2 separate regions of the Mus musculus genome follow, and region 2 is linked to region 1. A link is a loop called in an ENCODE intact Hi-C map of the cell type or tissue named here. Cell type or tissue: gastrocnemius. All regions are shown on one strand. Links, peaks and the distances in the headings refer to the core of each region. The heading gives the core; the rest is flanking DNA.

Region 1 (11,752 bases), core at 1,453-9,452:
TGTTATGAGAGTAACCTTTTGGGCCTAGGAAAACTGCTGTATTAACACAACCTGGATTAATTTATAAAGTGTGATTCTAAGTCAGACACATTCACAGAAAGGCAGGTTCACCAGGAGCTGCCAGGCAGACTGTCTTTCTTAGTGACTGGCTGCTGGCTGCTACTGTATTTAGCTTTTTTAAAAAACGGGCTGAATTTTAAAATACAGCACTTGAGAGTTAATATATAGGGAGAGTTAAATATGTGCAGAAGCCGCTCACTGTACTCAGCTGTATGCAACAGTCTACACAGCACAAGTGGGTGGACATTGTGCTCGGCATGCTGGAGGGAGAACGTGGCGTTACAGAAGGAACACAGTGGTATGGGGGCAGCTGAATCTGCCTTTGTAAGATTGTGTTGCCAAGATGTCCAATATCCAACTAAATATACATAATCCACTTGACTATTCTAATCGGATACATGCCCTCCTTCCCTCCAGCCAGTGGGTGGCATGAGGTGGCACAGGGAGTCCCCACCACCTTGGTTTCCGGGACGCAGCTGTCTAGAAGCCTATCTTGCCCCTGGTCATGGAGTAGCCCAGCTTGGCTTCATTGTTGATGAAGGACATGAGCCCCACGTAGGTCTCGATGAGGAGGGGGCGCTCCAGCACCAGCACGGTATTCGCCTGCCCTGGCAGTGGGCTCTCCTTCTGGGCCTTCTTGACAGCTTGGATCAGGAGAGCCTTGAAGCTTTCCAACTTTGAAGAGAATAAACATGGAGCCTTAACCTCATGCCAAGACAGCAGTACTGGGAAACGAGGATTCTGAGTTCAAATCCTCCCAAATACCACATAGTGATGACATCACCAATGACAGGTTGGGCCCTATGAGCTGTGTCATCAGGTGGTTCATCATGTACAAACATCATGAAGGGACCTGCCTTAAGTCCAACCTAGAGAGTACCAGTCTATCTCTAAAGATGCAGTCAGGAGATTCGGCAGCCTGAGACAAGGTACTGCCAGTGCCAACAGGTGGAAAATCTTTTTTACAGACGCACATGCTCTGGAGTGCACCTCACTAAGCAGGTGATGCTGTAATTGCACACGCTGCCTGCACTGGTGTGCTGTGCACTGACTGACAGGTAGCATCACAGATGGAGGAATTCATGAGGACTATGATGTCACCAAGTGACAGGGCTTTCTCAGCCCTACTCTAACTGTGCAGAATGCTCAGCGCTCCCTCAGCACCTCTCCTGGGAACTTCCAGAGTACCTGTGTCACCAGCAGCACCTGCCAAGCCCCGCCAGTACTGTGGGCTTTTCCCATGCTCGCTCACCCACCCAGTCCAGACTGAGCATCCTGCAATGGGATGGTGACTCTGTTCTTAAACAGCACCACCTAGCTTCCTACTGTGGAACTGCACCTCCAGGGTTCACACTGACAGTGGCCTTGGCCTGCTTACATGGCACAGAGACGCTGTCTTCTCGTCCATGCCAGCCATTGGGTGTTCTATGAAGGTGGCATAGGGCATGTTTGTAGACCAGGGGTTCCATCTGTTGATGAAGGAAGGGCGGCTCTGCTTGTCCCACTGAATGCGAACCCCAAAGCCTTCTCTCCTGATGGGGGAGGGGGAGAAAGCCTTGCTTACCACAGGAATACAACATTGCATTCAGTATCAGGGATGGCTGGGGAACCTGTGACCTAGTGTAACAATGGCCTCCACTAACAGCTTCACACACTTCCAAAGCGTAACAAGTTAATGAGCCTCCTTTGCAGCCTATGAAACCGGCACACAGTCCAACCTGGCCTAATTATGGCCGTGTTTGTTCTTAATGTTACTGAATGATGCTTAAGTTAGTAGCCATTAGCTTCCTGGAGTCCCTAGTCAAATAATTCTTTTATAGCAAGCCAACCAGTCTCTGAAGGCTGTTAGGTGTTTTGCGATGTATCGAATTTTTAGTAATACTGAGCACATGCCCTGTGTCTCCCTCCTGCTGGAGTTAAAACTCCCAGACTCCCTACATAGCTTATGACAGTGGGCTCTGATTCCATGTATCTTAACGGTATTTAAATGAATGGTTTTTAGTGGGGACAGAGTGGCCGACTGTGCCAGCATCCCTTTCAAGGAGGTACTGAGCAACCCGGAAATCACCAGCCTCTACTTAAAGGTCCTTTCCACTGGTTCTTCAAGATGAGACCTTTACCTCACAAGAGAGTGGGTCAATACCACTTACAGGATCCGCTGGGGCCCTGCCGTGTAGTGCGCTGGTGCACCTACTTGTTGAGCGACTTCGGAGGAAACTGGAATTCTCCACAGGAGATGGTGTCTACCGCGCTGAGCGCCACCCTGACCACCTGCTGGCACTGAAGGCTGATGAAGTCATATTTGCAGATGAGCAGCGACTGGTCGGTGACCAGCACCAGCCGCTCCTTCTCGTTGTTCCAGTGGTCCACCCTGGAGAGGAGAGGGGCCGCCCATCACCAAGAGCCCCGCCTGCCCCCGCCCGCCCCCGCCCAGTGTCCCCGCAGTCCCCTCGCGCCGGCTTACTCGGTCAGCAGCCACACCCCCTGGATCTCGCCGTCCTCCACGGGCCGTACCACGGCGCGGATCTCCTCGACCGCCTGCTCGATGGTGCCGGGCCGGAACACGAAGTACTCCTTGACGCGGGCGCGGCGTGTAGGGTCGTGGACGTTCAGCGGCCACAACGTCTGGCGCAGCGGTGTGCCCGCCCCAGGCCGGCCCGCACCCGCGTCCTCGCCGGCCGCCAGCACCGCCGTGGGGCTCGTGCCCGCCGAGTCCACCGTGTCCCGCAGCTGCAGCATCGCGCCGCCACCGGCAGCCTCCACCGACGGCCGCCGCCCCGGCGTCCGCCCGGCCGCGCCCCGCCCTCCCTCGTTCGCCTTGTGATTGGTTGAGTCCTGCAGAGCCCGCCTTCCGGACCCGCCTCCAGCTCCGTCGACTGCGTCTCGCGATTGGCTTTCCCCTAAGCTGTCTTCTGCAATTGGGTCTAAAGTGCTGCCGTTCATGATTACGGCGGCCCCTCCTGGGCCGGAAGCTGCCGCCACGCGCGGAGCCACTTCCTGTTTACAGGAAGGGCGAGTTAAAAAAAAAAAAAATGCCGGTCGGGGGTTCCTGGCTGAGAACGGGGAAAGGGACGCCATGGACTCGCGCGGAAGGGGGCACTTGGGGGCTCGTGCGTAGGGCGTTGCCCCGACAGTGTGTCCTCGCTTGGCTCCGTGCCCTTCACCTTCGGGCTTACGGTGCACTTCGGGCGGAGGTGTGCGGCGCACTTAGGAGGTGTGCATGCCTGGGGAGTGTGAAAGTGTGGGCATGGGTGTGTGCGCGTCTGAGGATTGTGAAAGCGTGGGAATGGGTGTGTGCGCGTCTGAGGATTGTGGACACTGTGTCGGGGCACCTCAGATAGAGGCTTCTCAGGAGTGTGCTGCACTCCTTGGGCGTGGTCACCTTGGGAGTGTGGGTTTATAGGGTGTGTGCACACTGGAGATAGGAGTGTGTGCAGGTCAGAGGTGGCTGTCAGAGGGTTCTTTATATTGGGCATGATACGCACAAGTAAGCTACCATGTCACCGAAGAGTGCTGCTGGGGCGGGGGGTGGGGGGAGTTGGAAGGAAACGCCGTAGGATGCTCTTGGGCCCTGCAGCTTCTCCCTGGGACAGAAGCCATGCGAGATGTCCCTGAGTTCCTGCTCCCACGGGGGTGCCAGCAGTGTGCCTGGGTTGATGGAGCTAATGGACCGCTATGATAGTGTGGCCCAAAAGTCTTTTCTAACAGTCACCAAGACATAGGTTAGACTCATCAGTGAATGACAGCCCAAGATACAGCTCAGGCCTGTAGTCTGTCTCCTGACCGTTGTGAGGGCTCCTTAGCCTGCTGGACCTTTTACAGTGTGGCTTCGTCAGAGAATCCAGTCCAATGAGGTCTCCGGGACACTGGTGGGAGCAGCCACGATGACGTGAATTCCCACAGAGGTTCCTGAGACCGCTGTGGATGTGAAGAGTGTGCTGAAAGCTGACAGAGAAAGGGGAGATGAATAGATAAGTGCATATAAGGCAATAAGCCAGGGATGGAGAGGTGGCTCAGCAGTTAAGAACACTGGCTGCGCCGGGCGTGGTGGCGCACGCCTTTAATCCCAGCACTCGGGAGGCAGAGGCAGGCAGATTTCTGAGTTCCAGGCCAGCCTGGTCTACATAGTGAGTTCCAGGACAGCCAGGGCTACACAGAGAAACCCTGTCTCGAAAAAAACCAAAAAAAAAAAAAAAAAAAATCAAGGAGGCTTCTACCTTTAGGGCTGGTAAGATGGCTCAGTTGGTAAGAGCACCCGACTGCTCTTCCGAAGGTCCAAAGTTCAAATCCCAGCAACCACATGGTGGCTCACAACCACCCGTAATGAGATCTGATGCCCTCTTCTGGTGCATCTGAAGACAGCTACAGTGTACTTACATATAATAAATAAATAAATAAATCTTTAAAAAAAAAAACAAAAAACACTGGCTGCTCTTCCAAAGGACTGGGGTTCAATCCCCAGCACCCACATGGCAGCTCACGACTCTTAACTCCAGGATCCAATACCCTTACACAGACTTATATGCAGACAAAACACCAATGCACATAAGAATAATGTTTAATAACACAAATAAGCAAATGTCAAGTTTGTGGCATGCATGAATCCTAGGTGTGAGAGAGAAACATCATCTATTTCTGGCTCAGCCTTTCTTATACAACACAGGACTACCTTGCCCTAAGGTGGCACCACATGAAATGGGCAGAGCCCCCCCCCCCATATTACTCACCAATTAAGAAAATGTTACAGCCGGGCGTGGTGGCACACGCCTATAATCCCAGCACTCAGGAGGCAGAGGCAGGTGGATTTCTGATACTGGCACTTAGAGCCTCTCATTCAAAGGATCACGGCTAAGCAGGTGCTCTGTATCTGTCCGGAGCAGAGGGGACGAGCAGCAGGTGTCCGCTCTGAAACCTGGCTTCTACAGAAGTGTAAATCCTTTACTACCGTGAGGAGTCTCCAGTATCCACACTGTGAATAAACACCATTATATCTTACGTGAGGCTGCCAGGACAGACCACAGACTGGCTTGCTGGAAGTAACCGAAGCATGTAGTGAGGTTGCTGAGACCAGACGGCCAGAACCACAGTGTGTGTGCATGTGCGCTTGCATGTGCATGTATGTGTGTCCTTCTGATACCTGAGGGCACATGTCTTCCTTTGCCTTTCCAGCCTCCCGTGTTGTCAGCCATGCTGGATGTCCCTCAGCCTGTGGCTGCCTCTCCCCGTTGGCTGACTTTCCATAGTCATCGTCGCTTTCTCATTTGTAAGGATTCCTGACGTTGGCACAGGCCTGCCCTAACGGCCCCCTTTTGACCTGATCATGTTCACAGACTATTTTCCAAAGATGGTGAGAGTCATGGAGACTGGTTGGGACTTGCGTGTATCATTAACAGGTACATAATTCAACTGGTGTGTGTGTGGGGGGGGGGAGGGTGTTTCGGGCAGGTGCAAGCGATGAAGCATTTAGATGACCTCCACGTGTGCACACAGGTCACGGCGGGGGCAAGGAGCAAGACATGATGACTGTGACTAGGGAGTAAGGTATTGGGGGCCCAGAGCTTGGGTTGGTCCTGAGGTCCACTAGCCGTTGCCAGGGATTTTCAAGAGGCTGTTCCCAAAGTGGTCAGCAGATGGCGCAACTACCCACACATGGCCTCCCTGGGAGATCACAGTTTGGCAGGTATGGGATGTTTTCAAGTCCTAGATGAAGCTGTTATCTTTCTGTAGAAGACTCAGAAGCTCAGCTATAACAAGCAGATTCTTGCCTTAATTTCCTGATGCTGTGACTTAGCATTTTGGGAACTCAGCGGGCCCTCCTTTTTGAAGTGCTGAGAATGGATCCCAGGCCTCCCACATGCTCTGCCACTTGAGATGCTTCCTCTAAGACTGAGCCCCACCTTTGATACCTGTGAGAATCCTGAGCACGCTGGGGTGGGTTCTCAGAGCTGCATGGGGCTCCTCCAGAGCTGGTACCACACACACACACACACACACACACGGAGGATTGTTGTGTGTGTGGTCCTTCCAGAGCCAGCTGCACTTTGGGTCGTGCACAGGGTGTGCACCGCTGGAAGTTTGCCTCAGGAGGCAATCCTCGCACTGCCCCAAGCTCTGCGATTGTTGTGCTTCCCATGTTAACCTCGGTCACTGAGTCAAAGAATCCACAACAGATGCAGAGGTAACTTTGAAAGAGAACCGGGTTCCCAGACTGGAGAGGTGGCTCAGCAGGCAAAGGTCTTTGCTGCCACCCTGATGACCAGAGTTCAATTCCTGGGTCCCACACAGTGGAAGGAGAGAAGAAACTCATGTAGATTGTCCTTTGACCTCCACACACTCTGAGACATACGTATATACACACATGAGTTAAATGCACACACAGACGGGACTAGAGAAAGAGCACAGCTCCTACCACCCAGCCCCATCTTGGCAGTTGTCTCCCTGATGTCCCCTCTCACATCTCCCTCTCTGTTCTCCTACAGGGACCCATTCTGATAATCCAGAATGATCTGATCTGAGACCCCCTCTCTCAGTAACTTCACCAAAGACCCCGTTTCCAAATCAGGCCCCACGGGGGGATGTGGGCATGAGGACATGGGCTTTCCTAGGGAAGCTATGCAATTCAGATGTGCCATCTCCCCAGATGTGAACAGATACCATCCCTGCTTGCAGTGATGGGTAAATATCCCATACACTTGCCATCCCAGGCCTTCCTCCCTGACCCCCCTGTGGTAAAGGGTAGATATACAGTGATGGGTGGAGGCCTGGGATGGGCCAGGCCAGGCCTATGCTGGGAAACCACATGGTGGCTGGACGGCAGTCTGCTGTGTAGCGTTATATCGGCTTGATACTGGCTAGAGTCATTGGGGAAACCTCAGTTGAGAAAATAGCCCCCACCAGACAGGCCTGTGGGCAAACTTATGTAACATTTTCTTTTCTTTTCTTTTCTTTTATTTATTTATTTATTTATTTATTTTGGTTTTTCGAGACAGTGTTTCTCTGTATAGCCCTGGCTGTCCTGGAACTCACTCTGTAGACCAGGCTGGCCTCGAACTCAGAAATCCGCCTGCCTCTGCCTCCTGAGTGCTGGGATTATAGGCGTGTGCCACCACGCCCGGCTGTAACATTTTCTTAATTGGTGAGTAATATGGGGGGGGGGGGCTCTGCCCATTTCATGTGGTGCCACCTTAGGGCAAGGTAGTCCTGTGTTGTATAAGAAAGGCTGAGCCAGCCTTGGGAGGTAATGCAGTGGTGAGCAGAATCTCTCTACGGCCTCTGCTTCAGTTCCTGCCTTCAAATTCCTGCCTCGAGTTCCTGGCCTGACTTCCCTCAGTGATGGACTCTGACCTGAGAGTTGTAAGAAGAAATAAATCTTTCCTCTTCTAATCACTTTCGATCATGGTGTTTCATCACAGCAGTGAAAACAGAAACTAAGACAGTAGCTAGATACCCATTGAAGCTGGACAGGCTGGATGCTCAGTTACTGAGCAGGAGCCAGCCTCCAGGGACATAGTTAGGTTTCATGTCATGCTCAAGGTCAGGATAGAGTGAGTGGTATAGGCCAGGCAGCTGGCCGCCAACAGGGCCAAGCCTAAGCCCTGGGCAAAATCCTATGCCCTGACCCCGTAGTGAGCCTTAGCCCATGTGAGTCAGCGTACTTAGGGGCCTTCCATTTTGGCTTCTCTCTCACAGCAGGGTTGGAGCTTTAGAAATGGATGTGGGAATGGGCGAACCACAGGCTTGTAAATGGATCGTTTGTCGTTTAGATGGGGCATTGCATGTGTGCTTTGCTCTCCAGAGACTATCCCCATCTGTCTCTTGAGTTTTGCCAAATTCTGCTCACCCCTAATGATGCCATCTGCCCAAACAGGTGACTGTGGTCACCACACTGCACCTGAGGACCTGATGATACTTTAGGTGTCTGTTTCTCTTTTGCTTTTTGAGAGAGAGAGTCTTAACATGTTGCACAGGTCAGCCTCCAAACTCCGATCCTTCTGCCTCAGCCTCCTTGGTGGAGTACTGGGATCAAAGACAGGCGTGGCTCTTGGGCTGTGAGCCAACCTTTGGTATCACTTAGGCTAGCCTCTCACCTGTTAGAAGCTGACATGAAAACTCAGACAAAACACTAGATTGTCCTCTTGGGATGGTGGCCTTCGGCTCAGCAGCTGATGTCCCTGTGGCTGCTGGGGTACTTTGGGTTTCTGTCTGGAGGGCTATCTCTTCCAGCTCTGAGATGCGTCAGGCTGGAGAGCAGGCAGCCAGCATGGTTCTGGGAAAGGAGGGAGCGGTTTGCTTTGGAAATTAGCGCTGTGGTTCGAGCTCTCCTCTTCCCCACATTATTTTCCCTCCAGCCAAAGACGATTCTAATTATTTCCAGTAGAGAATGAGACAAGGACAGCGAAAAGTATCGTCTGCTCGGGGAACAACGGTGAAGGCCTTAATCCATGCCACTGGGAGAGACAGGCAGAGCTCTGTGAATTCAAGGCTAAACTGGTCTCTACAGTGAGCTTGAGCACAGCCAAGGCTAGTGGAGGTGTGGGGGGAGTGCTTTTTAGGAAAATGAGAGCAGTTGTTCTCCAAGTGTGAAAAAAATGGAACTGCAGCCTCGCCTCTTGTCTCCTTGGGATGAACTGCCAAGCAAAGTCCAACCCAGAGTGTCATCAGGGTTGTGACTCAGTGACATTTTAGCACACTGCTGGTGGAAGCCACGGCGGCAGGGTGGACGGAGGAAGGGAAAATCCTAGGAGATCCTAGGAGGTGGGTGCTGTAGCCACGGGTTCTGGCCTGGTGTGAATACCACTCAATTCGTGAAAACTCAGGACTAAATAAATAAATATATGTGTGGGCCAGGCATGGTGGCACATGCCTTTAATCTTTAGCATTCAGGAGTCAGAGGCAGGTGGATCTTTTAGTTCAAGGCCAGAATGGTCTACAGAAAGAGTTCCAAGGCAGCCAGAGCTATATAGAGAAACCCTGTCTCAAAAAACAAAAACAAAAAAACAACGAAATGTTTGTGTGTGGTGTATTAATGTTTTGCTTTAATAAATATATTTGTGTTTCACATGATGCTCAATGTCCACAGAGGCTCAGAAGAGGACATTGGATCCCTAGGAATTAGAGTTACAGAGCATTGAGTGACTGGCCATGTGGGTGCTGGGAATCAAACCCAGGTCCTCTAGGAGAGCAGTCAGTGCTCTTAACCACTGATTTATCTTTCCAGACTCAAGGGCAAATTCGATCTTTACCCTGTGAATGGGATGATCAGACCCTAAAGTGGAATGTGACACGTGACCTATTTTCAATAAAGGATAGAACTGATGGCCCACCCTCCTCCTGAAGCCAGCACTGTGGTTCGTCAATATGCCCAAGCCCACAAGAGGGCGCCATGCCAACAGTCCAGTTCCTGCAGATATCCTGAGGTTCTTGACAGCACATTTAAGGCAGTTGCAGCTAAATTCCAAAGTAACTAAAAGGAACTGGATAGATTAACCTCTAAATTAATTTGGAACAATGACCAAGAATTGCCATTATAAGACCAACAAGATTCCTCGGCAGGTAAAAGTGACTGTTGACAAGCCTAATGACCTGGGTTTGACCCCCGTGGCACACATCATAGAGGAAAAGGACCAGTTCCATCAAGTTGTCCTCTGATCCCTACACGTGCACAGCGGCACATGTGATACCCAATAAATGAATGAGTCTAATAAAAAAATTTAAAAGTATCTGCAGGGAAAACCAAGTAACGGATTTCTCAGACCTATGGATACAGCTATGTAAAGCCAATACCCAGAGTTATATCAGGAAGGTCTCAGTGGCCAGCTCTTGCTCTGTCTTGTTCCAGCAAGGAAGGACAACTGACACAACAATTCTAGATGCAGTCATTGGAAACACCCAGAAGCGGGTGCTGCATGTGTTGAGCTAGGAGAGAATATGATATCAGTAGTATCCTGGTGACCAGCTAGCCATTCGTCCTCTCCCTGAATGGCAGACAGGGATGGACTCCGAGTGAGAAAATACACACAACAGATTGAACAACAGAGCAAGCAGCCACCTTCCTGAGCCAAGTGCCTTATGCATTTTCACAGGCATGTTTACATGAGGACATTATCATGCAAGTACTTGATGAACCCGGAGTGCGCTCTCCCCCTCGACTCGCCCCTGCACTTATTTCTGAGTGATGGGGAGACAAGCCGAGTGCACACCTCGTGGAATTGAGCCGCCCTGTTGACCATGTTGTGACTGTCACTCCAGCCCGTGAGACAATTTGAAATAATCATGTCCAACCAGCTGTCGTAATTTGTTAGCTGTAAAGTTGCAATATGCTTGCTGTGAGTTACAGAACTGTATTAAATACATTGTCATTTGATTCCTAGTTTTATGGGGGCATTTTTGTTTGTTTATTTGGCTGGTTTTAAGATAAGGTCTCGTCTGGCCCGGTATGGCATTAAACTTCTGCTTACCCTGACTCCTCCCCCACCCCGCCCCCTGCCCCCCCCCCCCCCCCCCCCGCCAGGGCAAGTGTGTGTAGTGCTGGAGATTTGACCTTGGAAAGCATGCTAGGCAGGCACTCTACCAACTGAGTTATATCCCCAGGTCCTGATTACAATGACAGACTGTAAGTGTCCTCTCTGCTCCACTCTTGTGTTGGGCAATCAGATGCTCAACCATCACCCATGCTCTGAGGAGCCAGACTGGACAGGAAAAGGGTCTGTCTCTCTGGGGCTGGGGTGAGGCTCCAGCCAACATCTGTCTAAGTGACAGGTGCTTGGAGTGTGTGGTCCATGCTTCATCTACCCACACCTGCCCGGGAACAAGGACTCTGTCCGGGGATAGTGGACAGACCACACACTGCCCATGTGTACGCCACCCACCTTAAGAGACACATGCTCGTCTTAACCTAACCACAGGAAGCACCTGATACCCGCCAGGACTCTTCACCTGGCACAGAGGCCTGGTGCCTGGACGGGACATGGGCAGAGATGGAATAGCCTAGGGTCAGTAAAGCTCTGACCCAAGGAAACCTTCAAGTTGAAGGGGTTTAGGAATTCACGCAGGAGGCCACATACCTTTGTAAAATTAGCAAAGCCATTTTACTTCGTATTGTCTCTCTTCAGTAAGGGCCCCACATAGGTTTCGGGATACTAAAAGCACGCCCCCTCCCCCACCCAAGGAGCCGAGAAAATTTCACCCACTCACCTCCAGACTCTGGTCCTGGGGCACGGTTTCACAGAGCAGGTGGTGAACTTCTTCAGGTCCCCATCCCTCATGCACACAAGCATTCACACACGCCAGCGCCGGGAGAGACAGAGGTACAGAGGAGCAAGCTTAAGCGCCTGGGCCCAGTGTACAGTTCCTGTACTTCTCCACAGTGGTGGGCCCCTGGCTGAGGAGGGATATGAGATGAATTCCTGGGTGCAGACATTGGGAGTCCCCCAGAGGGCTCGGGTCAGCCTCTGCTACTGAGATCCAGGGAGGGTCTGGTGATGGGTTTGAGCAGAAGGGTGAGTCCCAGCACAACAATGCAGGGCAAACTGGGGTCCTGTTTGGGGCATCAGGTGGCAAGTTCCAGGACCCATTGCCCTCCAGAATCTGTCTGTCTATCCATCTCTCCCTCCCTCCTTCCTTACTTCCCTCCCTTCTCTATTTCCCCTGAGGTTATACTCCTCTATGTTTACTGCTCAGATCTGAAACCTGA
Region 2 (11,752 bases), core at 1,494-9,493, 200 kb before region 1:
TGGCAATCTCACTTAAGACTGAAGTCATGCTTTCTTCCCCTCTAAGGATCTGCCACCAGCCTCTTCATCTTATCCTTCCATGAGCAGAAGAGAATTCAGAAAAATGCACTTCAGAGCCAAAGATGACGAGGATGACGCTGAGGGGTAGAGCTGCGGGCGCCTTGCAGCCGGTGTCAAGATTCTGTATGGCATCTTTCAGAGAACACGCTCTGAGAACAAGGTGGACATCAGTGTCACTGGCTGGCACAGACGCCCAGGCGCACCATGCTGGCACAGGGGGCTGGGCAGTGGAAAACAAGGAAAACTCCTGAGAGCTTTGGCTGTGGTAACAGGCTTACTTTCCATGCCAGACTGATCACCGGGGATGAATTCTGCTGGAAGGACTCCTGTTTCTGAGTGGCGCTAACCATTTGACCTGGTAGTTTTTGCAAAGTATATATGAGAAAGAAATAAAATATATTTTGAAAATACTTTTAAAGAAATACTGTGTTCACAAAAGTGTCATTTCAAATATTTGTGAATCAAGGGAGGAAGTGAACTGTGTCCTGGGCTAGGAGCACTCTTGAGGCCCATTAGCAAGCAGGAAAGGCAAGGCCCTTGGTACAGGGCTTGACTGGAGTTGGGGTGACAGCCCCTCCACTGGGATAGAGGCTACCCACAAGGGTACTGGGAATTGAACTTGGCTCCTAAGCAAGAGCAACAAGTGGTCCAAGCCTATGAGGAGTTTACAGTTCTGCTCCTGTTCAGACAGGCCTGCCCACCCCACCCCCATCAGATCGCACACCCACACATGGGCGCGCGCACACACACACACACACACACACACACAGTCACCTCAGCTTCCACTGAGATCCTTTCTCATTAGGATCTTCACCTGCTCAGGTCACCTGTGACCTATTGGCTGATGAACCACTATTTAAAGCTGTTGCTTGCAGTCATTGTTCAATAGCCGTGGGCAGCACTGCATGGCCTTAGATGCCAGCCCCTGGGAAAGAGACAGCTGTGTGGTTGCCATAGGACTTGAAGGTCAGCACACCCTTGATCCCGGTATACCTACCAAGGAGACAGATGTGCCGTGGCCACCTTGCTTCCTTCCTGGGGTACGCATTTCCTTGCTTACAGCCCACTCTGCTGATGGGCACAGTGTGGGAAGATGCCTGCAGCAGGCCTCAGCAGTAGCACTGTTGCCATCTTAACTGGTCTTATGATGTGAATGCAGTCAGCTCCGTTTCAGCAGTTGCCCACCCAAGGAAGCTACCAGAACCCTTTGAGGATTTGGGAGGGTCTGTTGAGATGGAGGCAGTCACAGACCCGAGTCCCTGGCCTGTCATGAAGGGAGAGTTACAAGTACACAGGCATCCTCTGAAAGTCCAGACGGTGGTGGGTAGATGTGGGATCGGGCCCAAAGGATACTGGGAGAGGTTCCAGTGTGTGCTTACAGTCCACAGCAGCAAACAACACAAGAACAGAAAAAAACCAAAGCAAGTCCACCAAGCTGGCTTAGCATGTCAGGGCGCTTGCTGCCAAGCTTGATACAAGTTCAACGCCTAGACCCCACATGGTAGAAAGAATCGCCCTCCACAGGTTGTCCCCGTGCCTCTGCAGTTGAGCACCTGCAGGTGGGTCCAGTCGTGGGCACCTGTGAGACAAGCACCAAGATGCAGAGAGCCGTGAACATAGCAGGCCACCAACAGACAGTAGCGGATGGGGGAGGTGGGAGTGGGGGCCTCAGCGCAGGGTCCAGAGGAAACAAGTCTGGTTTCCAGGTTCCCCAGACAATGGGAGACAGCCCAGTCAGGCCCTGGATAGTTTTGAAGGTCAGTCACCTGGTACCTTGCTGAAGACCTGTTGTTCCCACTCCAGTCTTCCCAAAGATCAAATGGGCCCAGGCCTGGGGCAGACAGAGTTCCCCATGGCACAGGGGACAAGCTCTTGAGAGCCTCCTGGGAACAGTTCCTTCTCTGGACTCAGCTTAAGCCAGAAGCATTCCTAGATGCCTTTGGTGGCCCTGCCTCGCTCAGGAATGAAAGCCCACTCCTCATCCCAAGTAGCTGGCAGCAGCTCACAGCACTCTGGCTTCTAAACCTTTTGCTCGCTGCCCTTCAGCTTGTGCAGTTGATACCTGCTATGCTCTCATGAGTCCCAGGCTTTTCTGCCATCTCTCACTGTGTGACAAAGTCATGGGGCAGACAGCTCATCTGAGTCACTACATATGTTTTGGTTCACTTTTTCTGGGGCTCACTGCCTACATTATCCTGGGAGTCAGGAGGGGTTTGGATGACAGCTCCTATCTGCGATACTTCTCATCAGCAACCAGTTGAGGGCCCAGAAGCAGGAAAACATGTCCCACCTAGGACAACCTTCTGCCTTTCACTCAAGGCTCATTTTTCATTCCAGCTGCAATGAGTGTTCTGCATCCCACTGGAGAGACAGAACCTCCGGTCAAAAGGGGTGCAGAGCACACCAGCACACCGGCAGGGGCATGGCTGACAGAGGCCACAAATGGCAAACCTGAGGTTGAAGAGAAGGCTCAGCTTCTACTTGCTGCTCCACAGAGGACCCAGACTGGGTTCCAACTCCAACATAATGGCTCACAGCCCCCTGCAGTTCTAGTTCCAAGGTACCCGATCGTACCGACCTGGCACCTGCATTCACGAGGTGCACTAGCATACACTCAGACACACACACACGCACACACAGACACACACATCAAACTTCAGAAAGCCCAGTCCTGGCAACAATTCTGTAGGGGGCAGTGATTGTGCACGTCCTGGGGTGTTTGAGAAGGACAGAAAAGCAGAATAAGACACATTGTGAACAGTGTGCATCCATGACTAAGACAAGCAGCTGGGTCCTCAGAGAGCCCCACCTGGCTGGCTGCCTCGGGCACTGCCCTGCCACCTCTGTGAAGATGAACTCACCTAGATAAATGTTCAATTTCTGCCTGCCAGTATCTCACCCTTAGCCCCATCTTCCTCAATATGTTCAAAAAATTTTGACATGTCTATTTTAGAAACACTTTATTGTTTTTCTGATTACATGGCAAATATAAAAATCCAAACATTACAAAATATATAAAATGCCCATTTCAAAAATAAACTCAGGTTGGGCGTGGTGGCACACACCTTTAATCCCAGCACTCGGGAGGCAGAGGTTGGCTGGTCTATATAGTGAACTCCAGTCCAGCCAGAGCTACATAGTGAGACCCGGTCTCAGAGAAAAAGCAGAATGAAGTATTATAAAATACATGATGTAGGAGATTGTACTTGGTGATCAATCTCAGCCCTGCTGAATCCCCCAGGGTTACAGAGTGTCATTTCCTCAGACCATGCACAAGCTGACACACATTTACAAAACCAAATGCCAGGTGTGGTGGTGCACACCTGTGGTCCCAGCTCTAGGGATGAGGCAGGAAGATCATGAGTTCAAGGTCATTCCCTGCACAGATAAAGCCATCTATGCCTTTAACAGTTCCCTATTTCTCCACATGAAAGTTTAAACCTGCTCCAATCGTGCGTACATACATATATCAGTGTTGAGTCATGAAATTCATGACAGCCATTATTTAACCCATTAAAAACATCAGTTTCACATGGCTCAAAATAATGCCACAGTTGGCTGTTCACACCAGGAGACATCTGGATGGCTTCCCACCTTCTGCCATTTTAAACAATGCAGCAGAGGATGTCCTGCATGTTCGTTATAAAATGCAAACATTTATCCCAGAAGCACCGTTTCTTTCAGAGGCGTATAGTCAGAGCTGCCATTTGCAGTAGAAATAGAAGCCATAAAAGCTCAGCACAAACTAGCACCCCACACACATCACAGTGGCCAAGTTCAGCCCTGGGGCGGTGAGCGTGAAGACCCTGCCACAGGAACACGATGAGCACCGGCACTGACCGTCCTCTGCACACTGGGCTGTGTCACTAGCGCTTCCGAGCAGGGCGCTTCTTCCGAGCAGGCTGCTTCCTCCTGGATCCTGTCTGAGGCCGATAGATCCTACTGCGGTCGCACTCCAGCTTGTGTGTGGTCTTCTTGTGGCAGGCGATGTGCACCAGCTTCAGGTTCTCGGCAGTGAAGAGCAGGCTGTAGAAGTACTCCCAGTTCACCTCCCTCCCATCCTGGATGGCTTCAGCCAGCGTGGGTACCACGGTGCGCTTCTTCTCTATTCTACCAAGTCAGGGGGAGACAACCATTCTACTGTGAGTGCCACACACTACGGGCTGCTGTGCACGCTCCCGTGAGCCACAGACACTCGCTGTCTGTGGATGCAGTGTCTACCACGGCAGGCAACCTCCTGCAGTCCCGACTGTTCTTTTGTTTTTTTGGTTTTTTTTTTTGTTTTTGTCAATATGACAAGCTAGGGTCATCTAGGAAGAGGGCACCTCAACTGAGAAAATGACAGGACTTAGGGATGAGTCACCAGAGGAGTCCAGCACCGTGTTCCGTGGGCTGCTGACACTGGCCCATCCCTGACATGGGCCATGGGTGGCCACGGTGTACAGACTCCAGCGCAAGCAATGCTGCTTGTCTTACTTTGCAAACCTGAGTAGTGGGCGCAGCTTACCATACTGAAAGGAGTGTGGGGAAAGCTGAGAGGGGTCCCTCGCATGCCATTCAACGGAGCCAAGCCTCATGTGTGAGCGAGCACTTGTCAGTCCCTGCTGACTCCTGCTTGTTCCTGTACCCATGTCACACAGCTGCCCATAGACCCCAGGCCTGTGTCTCCCACAGGCACATGAGCCAAGTAGGTATGGCCAATGTGACAGAAGTGGCAAGCAAAGACAATGTCATGTTGCTTCAGAGCCACTGAAACTGGGGCAATCCACAGGTGGGACAATGCTGAGAAAAGAGCCCTGGAAGAGAGGGGTGACAGATCCACTCTGTGCCCCAGAGACACTGACAGCCAGAAGAGAAGACTGGTCACGAGAGAGAACTTCAGGTCCAAACACAGTCGCAAGAACAGATGAGTGGAGGGCAAACCACCTCCCCCGTGTTTAACTCCATGTTTAACAGCTCTGGATTTTTCTGCTTGCTATGACCTCACTTCACCTTAGCTGTCTCTCAAAGGACCCATCTCCAGATACGGTCTCACTAGGTGACAGTTACAATGTGTGTGGGGGGTGGGAGGAACCACAATTGAATCCACAGCAGGAAGTTACCCCAAAACAGCAGCACTGAGCCAGAGTGTGCAAGCAGAGCCAGCATAAAGACAGTGGGTGGCAAGAAGGTCCCAGAATGCCCACGGGAATCCAGGACACTGCAGAGGAGAATCAGAACTCTCCAGCATGGAAGACAAGCCACGGCAGAGCCAAAAGGAAAGGTTTGTCTGTACTGTACACTGCTCTCAGTTAAGGGACTCAAGCCAATCTCCACCAGAGGCAGAATGCTGACTGACAGCAGGTCCACAGCAGATGCCAGGAAACAGTGATGAGTCTCCCTCACGGAGTGCACAGGACACCTAGATGCCAGTGACACCACACTCAGTGTGAGACAGCCCCTCTCCAGTACTCAGGGTAGAAGTGGCAAGAGAGAGTTCACCCTCAGGCCCTCCTTACCGAAGCGCTAGGACCAATCATTAGCAACTCAGAGCAGACCAGGGAGAGGCAGGAGGCAGTGAGCAGAGGAGTGGGAGATGTAAGTAGGTACTGACCATGATGATATGACCACCGTGTAAGCTCAAGGTCAGGTGGGACAATGCTGAGAAAAGAGCCCTGGAAGAGAGGGGTGACAGGCGGGCTCAGGACATACAGTGAGACCAGGCACACAGGAGGTACAGCAAATGGCTAATGAGATTAATTCAAACCCACTTATTCACGCAATGAAATACTGAATAGATGCTAAACAGCCACTATGTGTAGACAACTGGAACAAGGGACCAGAGTAGGAGAGTCTCAGTTAGACAAGACAAAAGGTGGTGTGCTGTTGCTACTAATGTGCTAACAAGAGACGCCTGCTGTGAAGGTAACAAAAACCTAGCCCAGGGAAGGTGAGACAGAAAGCAGGGTGGACATGCAGAGTCCCAGCCTCTTACAGGTACCAGAGCCCAGAAAGGATGAGCAGAGCAGCATAAAATGACAGACAGACAGACAGGCCAAAGACACACCAGAAAAGGCAGCCACCTTAATCTCAAAATAGCAACCTCAGAACAGCTGGACAACATGTTGCCTTGAGCAGACGTGAAAACACAAGAGGCAAATCTAGGAAACAGAGAGAAAGCCCAAAGGAGCAGAAACTAGAAGTGAAAATAAAAGCAGACAACCCCTGCAGCTAAGCGCAGGGCAGGGCAGAGGCAGCTGCAGACAACAGGGGCAAGCAGATGCCCCTGCATCTGCAGGAGGAATTGCAGGATCTGTGCACACTGGGGCCTGGCCTTCTAGGGCTTACCACAGCCACCCCATCTGGTTATGATACAAGATATCAAAAATGTGCCAAAAATACAGCAACAACATCTGTCACACAGACAGTCAGGAGGGAACTAGTGCCCAGGACAAAAGTAAAGAACAGAGAAAGCAAGCAGCCTGAGAGCTGTGCTGGGGAGAGAGAGCTGTGCTGGGGAGAGAGAGCTGTGCTGGGGAGAGAGAGCTGTGCTGGGGAGAGAGAGCTGTGCTGGGGAGAGAGAGCTGTGCTGGGGAGAGAGAGCTGTGCTGGGGAGAGAGAGCTGTGCTGGGGAGAGAGAGCTGTGCTGGGGAGAATGAGCTGTGCTGGTGGAGAGCTACAGAGGCCTGGGCCTCCCCAGGACCAGGAATCAAACAAAAGCAGCCAAGTGGGTACCTACCTCAGGCAGGAGAATACAGAGGCACAGTGACACCAAGTGGTGGTGAGGACAGGAAGGGACTTACAGTGTACTGAACACCCAGAAAAGGCTGGAAGTACTCCGAGGGGGACCACGGACATTAACTCCCCCCAAAGAGACTGGAGGTCAGAGCCAGGGATGTCTCTCATCTGGAGCACAGAGGAATGAAGGGGTCCTCAGCTACACCCACTTTTTATATGCTTTTAATTATTCTGATACCAAGAGTAGCCATTTGGGGGTACTTGGAACACTTTGCCTTCATAAGGCAAGGTCAAGGTAGTTACAGTCAAGAGAGAGCCACGGCTGCAGAAACAAGGTACTCCCCTACCGGGTTCAGCAGAAGAGACTGCAGCTTGCCCAGCTGTGAAGCCATCCTGCTGGCCCTGTCCTCCCACACCACAGCCCTGGAGCTGGCCCTGTCCTCCCACACCACAGCCCTGGAGCTGGCCCTGTCCTCCCACACCACAGCCCCGGAGCTGGCCCTGTCCTCCCACACCACAGCCCCGGAGCTGGCCCTGTCCTCCCACACCACAGCCCCGGAGCTGGCTCCTCTGGTTCAAACACACAGCAACAGCCCCTTAGTGGCCAAAATGGGGCCATGAAGAGCCAGGCCGCCACATCCACCCACACAGGGAGGCTAGAGGGCAGAGGGACAGCTGAGCATCAGGCACGGACAGCTGGTAGGACAGAAGCATCTCTCCAGAACCTTTCCATAAAGCTTGTGGGGTCTGTCTCTGGGCCTGAACCACACAGGTACAACACACCAAACCTGAGATGCCTGAGCAGGGACTGGGCCCCAAGATGCTGTGTTAGTTCTGATTAGTGAACTTGAACCGTGGTGACATACACTTACATATGATCCAGGTTCCAGGTACTGAAGAGGATCCGGCTCTCTCTGTTGCCATAGGGGTTGATGGAGTGCTTGGAAAGACAGCTCTCCAGGTCAAAGGGGCCCTGGAGTGAGCAAGGACAGGCGTTGGAAAGGCAGGAGTGAGGACACTACTGCTCTCCTCCCACCCATCAAGCTTGCAGGAACTGACTGGCCCCACGAGTCGTTTAGTTCACGAACAGCCAGTGTCAACACCTGTATCCCCAGCCCTGGGAGGCAAAGGCAGGAGGAGTCACACTCAGGCCAGGGAGGTGGCTCAGGAGGAAAAAGTGCCTGCCACATAAGCCTGAGAATCAGGTATGATCCCTGCAGCCCATGTAAAATCCAGGTGTGGTTTATCCTCTGACCACACTATAACTTCAGTTCACACCACAACCACCTATAACTTCAGTTCCAGGGGATCCGACACCCTCTCTGGCCTCCAGAAGGCATCAGGAACATGTGTGCACAGACATACACACAGGCAAAACACTCAAACACATAAACATCTTTTTACTCTGTCCTTGGAATTCTACCTGCCCCCTGCTATTTTATTATCCCTCATCTTATCCTGAGCTTCCAAAAGATAAAGGCATTTCCATCCCTGTTACTAGAGACATTATCCATTTCTAGGAACCTCTACAGGTCCACATAGGAGCAGACAGACCTGCTATTCCCGGCATGCTCCTGTGCTCCTATGGTACGGTACACTGCCACCCCAACGATTATACGCTACCATCCATCCCCTCTTGGGTCATCGGCTGCCTCCTCCCCAGGGAGGGCTATGCTCAGCAGTACTCTTAGTGGCCCCAGAACAAAAGGCAGAGGCTTACCTGGCAGGAGAACCATCCTTCTGGAGTACAGAGGCGGCTGCTGGCCTCTGCACCTCTGTCGAAATAGCTGCCATTGTACTGCACCGATTTGAGCTTCTGGCACATGGAGCCAAGGACTCGCAGGTACTCTTCTTGAGCTGCTTCATCCACCATAGAGGTGTAAGCGCTCACCTGTGAGACAGCCAGAGGCATCACCGAGCTTGAGACATGCCCTGCCCATGCCCTAACACCTGCATTCGGTTACCAACCCACGCCAAGCACTGGTGGCCAGGAACCTGCCCCAGCCCAGTTCTACAGTGAGAGCGTCTGACCGCTGCACAACTGTCACTGCCTAGGAAAAGCATTCTGGCCTCACGAGATGGACCAACACAATGATGCAATCCATCAGGCTGGGGGCATGAAACAGGATCAGGCCTGCTAGTCAGGCAGGTTCTCCACACCCATAGGAAATGGAGAAAGCTTCAATACATCAGGGGGCTCTGTGAACACATGCACATGTCAGGTTTCCCCACAGACACTAACACTTAGTTCAAGCTCAGAAGACTTGGTGGGGCGTGATCATGAAGGAAGGACGCGGCCGAAGGGTCTGCTTTCAGCAGAAGCTCGCTTAAGCATGGCATAGTGTACAAGACAGACAGATGGGCACGCCCTAAGCCTGTGACACTGCCCAACTACTATGCAGCTACCCAAGCTCCTGTTGATAAATTTGCCTACAAGAAGAGCAGGGAAAAAAGGTCCCCAAGAGCTGAGCTGCTTCCCCAAACCATCCAGACTGCTCATCCTATCCAGATGAAGGGAGTCATGTGGAGCCCAGTGCAGAAAGGCCTAAAAGCTCACCTGGTGAACCACTGCCCAGTGATGGGTGCCTCATACCCCCAGAATGGGCAGGTTCCACGCACTATAGATTGGCTCCTAACACTCTGTACCTCACTAACATCCATGTCTTCACTAAAAGGAAGCCAGGCAGAGTATCAGGGCATCAGGACAGCCTCCTCCTGGAGCTCAGGGCACCAGGACAGCGTCCTCCTGGAGTTCAGGCATAACTGTGCTGGAGCCACTGGCTATATCTATTCAAGAGCTGAGACCTTGCTACCTAGTCCCAGTGACTCAGAGCCAATCTACAAAACACCCCAAACAGCAAGTATCTTCAGTCCTGTGTCCCACTTTTACAAGGTCAGAGGACTGCAATGTTCCCAGAGAAAAAGAAGGAGAGTACTGGGGGGAAACTACCGCCCAATTATGGCAATGTCATCGGGACAATGGAGGAGACACAGGAAAAATCCGTAATAGAATTAAGTTCACATCACAACTCAGTTGCCATTAAGTTCTGCATAAGACTCAAGCTGATGTTACTCTAAAACAACAGGATCTCTGTCAAACAGAAGAGCTAAGGCTGAGGCCTCTGACCCTAACCAAAGGACACAGCCCAGAAAGGTTTTAATGCCTGCTGGACAAGGGGTCAGAGACTAAAGTGCAGAAGAGACCAGACGCACGGGACAGGAAGGTCCTGCCTCTCTAAGGTGCCTTCTGCTGACTTAGTAGCAACCTTACAGATATGCATCAGCAGAGGGGTGACAACCCCACCAACGGGTCCCCATCTTGTGCTGAGCACTCACGGCATGACCTGAATGTGGCCTTACCTCTCTTAGGTAACCCCGGATCCGACTCTCACAGCTGTATCTCAGATAGCCCGACTTATTCCTGAATCTCGACTCCAAACCTGCAAGAAGGAGGACGCCCTGAAATCCACAGGCAGACTACGGCCACTTTCATGGTTTGCATCGTACCCATGCATGCACATGCAGAGGGCAGAGGTCACCACTGGGTGTCTTTCTCTATGACTCCCCACTAAGCCTGGAGCTCACTGTTTGCGCTCTCCTGGCCAACCAGGAAACCCCAGGTATCTGCCTGGCTCTGTCCCCCAATACTGAGGTTAGACAAGTACCACCACTCCTGGATTTCACATGGGGGCTCAGGATCGAAACTCGGATCATCGTTCTTAAGCAGCAAGCACTGCCGCTGAGCCATCTCCTTAGGCAGTTGTTTCTCGCCATTATTCCGTAGAGACCAGCCAACTACTACTTTCCCAGGATTACATTGCATCAGGTACCTTAAATCACCTAGGGATGATATGAAGTATATGGGAGAGATCCCAGAAGTTTGCTGGCCAGTCAGTCTAGCCTATTCAATAGGCTCTAGCCAATGAGATTCTTTTTTTTTTTTTAAGATTTATTTATTTATTATATGTAAATACACTGTAGCTGTCTTCTGACACACCAGAACAGGGCATCCGATTTCGTTACGGATGGTTGTGAGCCACCATGTGGTTGCTGGGATTTGAACTCAGGACCTCTTAACCACTGAGCCATCTCTCCAGCCCCAAGATTCTGTCTAAAGGACATGAATGGTATTCCTGAGAATGCTACTCAGTTAATCTCTCTCTCTCTCTCTCCCTCCCTCCCTCTCTCCCTCCCTCCCTTTCTCTCTCTCCTCTTTCCCTCTCCTTCTCTCTCTCCTCTCTCCCTCCTCTCCCTCCTCCTCTCTCTCTCTGTCCTTTTCCCCAACTCTCTCTCCTCTCTCTCAAATGGTAAGGTGGTAAATTCTAAGTTCCATGCATTTCCAGGCTGCCCAGGACACTGCCTCAAGCCAGGAGTCCTGGCTGGATACCTTCCCATGGACACCTTTTGTTATCCCTCACTCCAGAGGCCAGTCCACCCTTGGTTGAGAAGTATTGGGATCTGAAATAGACAGAGATCTCCCTGAGCCTCTCTGCTCCAAAGAGGCTCTTCTCTGTTTGCTCCAGACACCCTGGCCACCATGGTCATCCCAGGCCACATACCTTCAAACCAGGATGGGTCCTGCTCCCGGGTCTCTGCAGTAATATTCTGGCTCACGTGATGCAGAAGATCGGCCAGCAGCTTTTGCCTCAGTGGGGCCTGCTCATCTGACAGCAGTTGCCGTGCAGCCTGGATGACGCCGGCATGTGGCTCATTAAACACACTGAGGAAACGTGTGATGTCACTCACATCTGTCACCACCAGGAGACAAACAGAAACACATTCATGCTGTTCTGGCTCCAAGAATTCAACCCAAAGACTGCCAGACATCAGGACTCTGGGGTCACCAACCCTTTCCCTGACCTGACACCCCCCACTGCAGTGATACTACAATTCCTCTGGCCACCTTCTGTCAGGCGAGGGTTGTAGTATCCTAGAAAAGCAGCACACTTGGTCTTTTGTCCTTCTCTCCTCCATA

Evidence for each region. Hi-C counts contacts between places; a loop is a spot of excess contacts. Peaks named below come from ENCODE experiments on the same cell type or tissue, not always from the same donor. Only the 100,000 strongest peaks of a DNase experiment are listed, where the experiment ranks them.
Region 2: it touches region 1 in a loop (2.4-fold over the local background); 3 of 42 quality-filtered maps call a loop at or near these places.

What each region holds. Positions count from the first base shown.
Region 1 is chr4:154,157,831-154,169,582 of GRCm38, forward strand. It overlaps Tprgl (transformation related protein 63 regulated like), which reads right to left and starts at 2,854. Exons shown (of 4, transcript NM_026388.2): 1 at 2,525-2,854; 2 at 2,255-2,431; 3 at 1,439-1,592; 4 at 1-735. The coding sequence starts at 2,799. The coding sequence ends at 541. In gastrocnemius, for the core only: CTCF peaks have their summits at 5,690 (motif pointing right) and 9,438 (motif pointing right); DNase peaks (open chromatin) are centred at 2,919, 5,675 and 9,435; H3K4me3 peaks cover 2,579 bases; H3K27ac peaks cover 2,676 bases.
Region 2 is chr4:153,961,444-153,973,195 of GRCm38, forward strand. It overlaps Dffb (DNA fragmentation factor, beta subunit), which reads right to left. Exons shown (of 7, transcript NM_007859.4): 3 at 11,337-11,525; 4 at 10,138-10,217; 5 at 8,498-8,668; 6 at 7,650-7,750; 7 at 3,006-4,170. The coding sequence ends at 3,927. It overlaps A430005L14Rik (RIKEN cDNA A430005L14 gene), which reads left to right. Exons shown (of 4, transcript NM_175287.4): 4 at 47-482. The coding sequence ends at 148. Among named protein-coding and RNA genes, the nearest start is that of Dffb, 7.8 kb to the right of the region's middle. In gastrocnemius, for the core only: no CTCF peak of the experiment used is centred there; a DNase peak (open chromatin) is centred at 5,403.